Regions from separate parts of the Homo sapiens genome. Here region 2 is linked to region 1. A link is an interaction called in ENCODE POLR2A ChIA-PET data of the cell type or tissue named here. Cell type or tissue: A673. All regions are shown on one strand. Each heading gives the region's core, and the rest is flanking DNA. Links, peaks and the distances in the headings are about the cores only.

Region 1 (2,915 bases), core at 219-2,718:
CAATCTCATTTCCTCTACACCATTTCCATACTGTTATTAGAAAGACATTCCTAAAAATTAAAATCTTCCAGGAGTTTTTGAGACCAGCCTGGGAAACAAAATGAGACCTGTCTCCACCAAAAAAAAAAAAAAACAATAAAAAATAGTCAGGTGGGCCGGGCGCGGTGGCTCACGCCTGTAATCCCAGCACTTTGGGAGGCCGAGGCGGGCGGATCACGAGGTCAGGAGATCGAGACCATCCCGGCTAAAACGGTGAAACCCCGTCTCTACTAAACATACAAAAAAATTAGCCGGGCGTAGTGGCGGGCGCCTGTAGTCCCAGCTACTTGGGAGGCTGAGGCAGGAGAATGGCGTGAACCTGGGAGGCAGAGCTTGCAGTGAGCCGAGATCGTGCCACTGCACTCCAGCCTGGGCAACAGAACAAGACTCCATCTCAAAAAAAAAAAAAAAAAATTAGCCGGGCATAGTAGCAGGTGCCTGTAATCCCAGGTACTCGGGAGGCTGAGACAGAGAACTGCTTGAAACCAGGAGGCAGAGGTTGTGGTGAGCCAAGATCACACCACTGCACTCCAGTCTAGGTGACAGAGCGAGACTCCGTCTTATTTAAAAAAAAAAAAAAAAAAAAATCCCTTTATGTGATTAAGGTAGAAGGAATAAATTTATAAATTTAAAGTTATAAATAAAAATAATAAAAAAAGGATTCCCTGACCTCTCAGGGTTAGTTAGGTAACCATTTCTGCATGCTTTCTTTTTTTAAAAAGAGATGGGGTCTCGCTGGGTGCGGCAGCTCACACCTGTGATCCCAAAACTTCAGGAGGCTGAGGCGGGTGGATCACCTGAGGTCAGGAACTTGAGACCATCCTGGCCAACATGGCATCTCTACTGAACCCTGTCTCTACTAAAAATAGAAAAATTTAAGGCCAGGTGCAGTGGCTCATGCCTGTAATTCCAGCACTTTGGGAGGCCGAGGCGGGCAGACCATGAGATCAGGAGTTTGAGACCAGCCTGGCCAACATGGTGAAACCTCGTCACTACTAAAAATACAGAAATTAGCCGTGCATGGTGGTCCGTGCCTGTAGTCTCAGCTACTCGGGAGGCTGAGGCAGGAGAATCGCTTGAACCCGGGAGGTGGAGGTTGCAGTGACCCAAGATGGCACCACTGCACTCCAGCCTGGGAAACAGAGCGAGACTGTCTCAAAAAAAAAAAAAAAAAAAAAGATGGGGTCTCATTATGTTGCCCAGCCTGGAGTGCAGTGGATAATCACATCACACACTACAGTCTCTCAAATCCTGGGCCAAGGGACCCTCCTGCCTCAGCCTTCCAATTAGTTGTGACTACAGGCTTACAGGCAGGTACCAACGCCCCCAGCTTATTTTGGCATGCTTCTATAGGATATGTGTTTACCTCTCATCATATATGGACATTATTTCATTCATGTGTCTCCCTCACTAAGCTGCGAAGCCCTTAAACATAATAAACTATTTTTTATATCCCCAAACACAACATGTCCCATAAAAATAATAAATTTGTAGAATTAACAAGGAATAAATCAAACTGAACCTATAGTGAACAGCTTCCGTACACTGACAGCAGCAAAGAAGAAAAAATAGCTCTCATACAATAGAGAGCATCAATAAAACTTGCACTTATTTAAAAAATAAAGATTCCCATTCTTTTTCTAGATAACTTCCAGGAATCTTTTGCTTTTTCTCCCATTCTGTTTTGAGTGTACCTCTGGTGTTCACTTTAACTAGATTTCACTTTTCATCCGAGTATGGTATAAGGGGGCAAGTTTGTGATTTACCCTAGTACAACAGTACCGAATATGCCTTCAAAAAATTATTCCAGGTTAGGTGCAGTGGCTCATGCCTGTAATGTCAACACTTTGGGGGTGTCAAGGCAGGAGGATCGCTTGAGCCCAGGAGTTCAAGACCAGCCTAGACAACATAGCGAGACCCTGTCTCTACAAAAAATAGAAATATTTTAAAATAAAATCTAATTATCTCCCAGCTTGAAACCTATCAGAGCAACTCTAAAATGGTTATCAAAACATTTTGCTGCAGTGAGTAAAATACTACGGGTTGCTCAACTTCTCTTTGGCTATCCACATCTTTACTAATCTCTACACCATTCCTGTGAATAACACAGAATACACTCCTTCTTAACATCAGAACACATTAGAGTTCCTAATCTAGCATTAGAACTCTATGAATTCACATTAGAATTCCCAAAATCTAGCTGGGTCTTGAGTCACCACTGTAAAAGGGGTCAGCCTTAGACAGTTCCTAATTTGGATGTAGAGGTTAAACAGATTTCCCTGCTTTGTGAGGTCAAAAAGCCTACCTTTTTTCAAATTTTTAAAAGCCCTCCAGTGAGACAGCATTTTAATATTATGTTGTATCTCCTATGGTTTGACTCTTGTGAAATATTAATGAGATAAAAAGTCTAAATAGAATATAATCCAAAAATGTCACAAACCCAAGGAATATGTTAAATGACAGAAAATGTTTACTGATTTGTAACAATCTAAAAAAAGGGACTCCCCAATATGTTTTCTTGTTGCTAATCATTAAAACAAGCCACTTTCATTTTAAACTTCAGCTGCTCTTTCCAAGTATCCAAAATGTTCTAATCAGCCCAAGTTAATTAGCAACTCATATTATTCCATTAGTTTACAAATAACTGAGGTGGTCCCCCTTGGGAAACACCTCAAGATGCACACACAAAAGTTTCAAACACTTCCAGATGCTATGACCTATACACATCAGCTAAACTGTTAAACGGGTTTATTTCCTAGTCTTTGTAATGAATCCAAGTGGACCTCACACCTCTTACCATCACCCAGGAAGGGTGTGCATCTGTTCCGAAGGCCCCCCTGGCTCCAGGTCATCCTGGCTGCTGCTGCTCCAGGCTG
Region 2 (2,915 bases), core at 201-2,700, 260 kb before region 1:
AGACCCTTGGCCCAGCTTTATTTCTTTTATTTCCTTTGATTTCAGGGAAAAGAGAAGTCACCTTTGGACCCTCGACCTGGTTTTGTCTTTGCCCCGGTGAGTATTACTTCTGCCTGTCCCACCACACGGATCTGAACTTAGGCGTGGCCGGGAAATGTAAGATGGTAAAGCTAAGCCACTCTCCACTACTTTGTGTTCCTATCCAGTTCCTACCTAATGATTCCCCTGGCTCTTCCTACCCACTGCTCCTGTCCTCCCTTCTCCCTGGCCCCTTTTGACTCTATTATTCTCAGTTTTTAAGTTTTGTGATTGATGGCTCTTTTGTCTTACCTCATTTTTTTATGTGTTCACAGTGTCCCCATGAACTCCCTTGTCCCCAGTTGACCAACCTGGCCTGTAGCTTCTCACAGGCGTACCATCCCATCCCCTTCAGCTGGGTAGGTACCTGGGGATATTGCAGCAGGAAGCAAACATCCTGGAAAAACAGGAAGAAAAAGAATCAGAGTTAGGAGGAGTTGGATAATTTGTAGAATAGCCTGGAGACTTTAGGGCCTACATGTATATGATTTATACATTGTAAAAAAGGACTGCAGGAATGGGGAAGAAGGGACTGTACAAACTTTTTTCCCATATCTTTTTCTTCTAAACAGTCTCTATGTTCCTTATCTTAGAACAAGAAACCAAAGGAAGAAAAGTTCTCTATGGTGATCCTTGCTCGGGGGTCTCCAGAGGAGGCTCATCGCTGGCCCCGTATCACTCAGCCTGTCCTTAAACGGCCTCGCCATGTGCATTGTCACTTGTGCTGTCCAGATGGGCACATGCAGCATGCTGTGCTCACAGCCCGCCGGCACGGCAGGTATGGGGGGTGTGACCAAAATCAGTGGGATGTGGCAGGAAGCTGCAGCCCACGCCAGCATCTGTTTCCACAGGGATTTGTATCGTTGTGCCCGTGTCAGCTCCTGGGGAGATCTTTTACCTGTGCTTACTCCGTCTGCGTTTCCTCCATCTACGGCTCAGGATCCCTCTGAGAGTTGATGAGGATGTGTAACAAGTATTTTCTTCTATCGTGCCTGCCAGGGCTGAAGCTGCCTGGTATCCAGGAGGGGAATGCTGGTATCCCCATATGTCTGTGTTTGTTTGAGATTTTTAATAATAAATAATAAATTTTTGAAGAATGGAAGTGGATTTTGTGATTCTTAAAAAGTGTAGAAGCTGGGCACGGTGGCATGTGTCTGCATTTCCAGCCACTCAGGAAGCTGAGGCAAGAGGATCACTTGAGCCCAGGTGTTAAGGCTACAGTGAACTTTGATTGTAACACTGCACTTCAGCATAGGTAACAGAGCAAGACGTCCTCCCTTAAAAAAAAAAAAAAAAAAAAAACATGTAAAAGGTATAGTTAATTATCCTGGCCTATCCTGTAATGAAGAGCTTCCTCAGATTTTTGGTGCCAGGCTTCCCACACAAATCTCAAGCTCGCCCTCTCCTATTGTGGCAGTTCAGAGCTCCATAAGCTCTTCGCTGTAATGATGAATGTGTAAGCTGATCATTAAAGCAGAAGTAGAAAAACCAGATTTCCATAAGCCCTTTGCTATAATGATGAATGTACAAGTTAAACATTAAAGCAGAAGCAAGAAAAATGGATAAGGAATCGGGGGAAACTGGTGCCTGAGTACGAAAGCCAGAATACAAAAAAAGCAAGCCCTTTAAAGCCCCACCTATACTTTCTCTACCTCAGATCTAGCTGAGTGATAAAAGCATTCCTGCACATACAACCCATCCCAGGACCAACTTAAGATTAAGAAACTTCTGTCTGCAAGTACTCACTCACTATGGTGGGATCAGCTGCAAAGCGAACTGTCCCATGCTCATGTTGATGGTTTTCTAGATACTGCCAACATGTTAGCTCTTTCTGGTGCCGATGAATTTCAAACGCGAACAGACACCCTTGATGTGGGTTTGCTAAGAAAATAGAAGAACAGGAAGAAAAGTTGCCAGGTTCAGACATCCCAGGGAAAAAGAAGCGTAAACAGCATTAGCAATCAGTGACTGATGATAATGCTGCAATAATGGGAATGGTTTTATTTCTAAATCAAATCGTTTATTGCTTTGTTTCTAAAAAACAAAAAAAAAACTTCTACCTGCAGACCCCTAGTTTAGATTAATTAGGAAACATTCCCGCAGGTAGTCATAGAGCTTGAATTGTATATAAAAGCTAAAGAAAAGCTTGTAACTTTGAGTTGGTCTGGTGTGCTACTCCGACCTCCCTGTAATCAGTTGCAGAAATAAACTCCCGTCTTTCCCAGTCTGTCTGTCTGCATCTCATTACCGGACCACAAGAACAAGCAGCAGGACCAGTAACACTGTAAGAATCATCCAGTAACACTGTAAGAATACTGCTTCTACCAGAGGCCAGGACTTCCCTAGGAAAATAATCTGGAGTAGCAAGGAAAGCTGCCTCCAGAGCTCTGAGAACTGGCTCAACAGGTCTCAGGGTTGTTATGTGGGCCACCTGAATAGGGGAATCAGCAGCTGCCTGGCCTCTTGTACTAACGCCTTCCCTTCTGTCTTTCCCAGGGTCCCTCAGCTACCCTAGAGTATGTATGGGAAATGCCCCAGACATTTCCATCAAGAGTGATTCCCATCAGAACTGAATCTTCTACCCCCACCTCTCTATATCCAGGTAGAATCCTCCCATTCACTCAGTTCATTTCTGTTTTCCCCTAAGCCTTGCTGTTTCAGGGCTAGAGCAGCTTCCTTTGTCTTAAACCTTAAATGTCTTTTTTTCCACAGTTCTTACCAGGAAACAGGCACAGTTAGAAGTTGTAACAGTATAAATGTTGTAATACCAGACATCTCAACTCATTCCTCTCAAAACTGATCCCAATCAAAAGAGAAAGAAAAAAAACAAATCAACT

What was found. Peaks named below come from ENCODE experiments on the same cell type or tissue, not always from the same donor. Only the 100,000 strongest peaks of a DNase experiment are listed, where the experiment ranks them.
Region 2: POLR2A ChIA-PET joins it to region 1 with 23 read pairs; 2 of 35 experiments call an interaction of 5 or more read pairs at or near these places.

Annotation. Positions count from the first base shown.
Region 1 is chr14:21,259,765-21,262,679 of GRCh38, forward strand. The region is part of intron 2 of HNRNPC (heterogeneous nuclear ribonucleoprotein C); the gene reads right to left. Among named protein-coding and RNA genes, the nearest start is that of HNRNPC, 8.2 kb to the right of the region's middle. In A673, for the core only: no CTCF peak of the experiment used is centred there; no DNase peak of the experiment used is centred there; H3K27ac peaks cover 738 bases.
Region 2 is chr14:20,995,856-20,998,770 of GRCh38, forward strand. METTL17 (methyltransferase like 17) reads left to right here. Exons shown (of 14, transcript NM_022734.3): 11 at 46-96; 12 at 354-437; 13 at 672-856; 14 at 930-1,180. The coding sequence ends at 1,035. It overlaps LOC101929718 (a long non-coding RNA gene), which reads right to left. Exons shown (of 4, transcript NR_110139.1): 2 at 1,825-1,959; 3 at 977-1,355; 4 at 1-475. Among named protein-coding and RNA genes, the nearest start is that of SLC39A2, 2.0 kb to the right of the region's middle. RefSeq lists an enhancer at 274-1,473. In A673, for the core only: no CTCF peak of the experiment used is centred there; no DNase peak of the experiment used is centred there.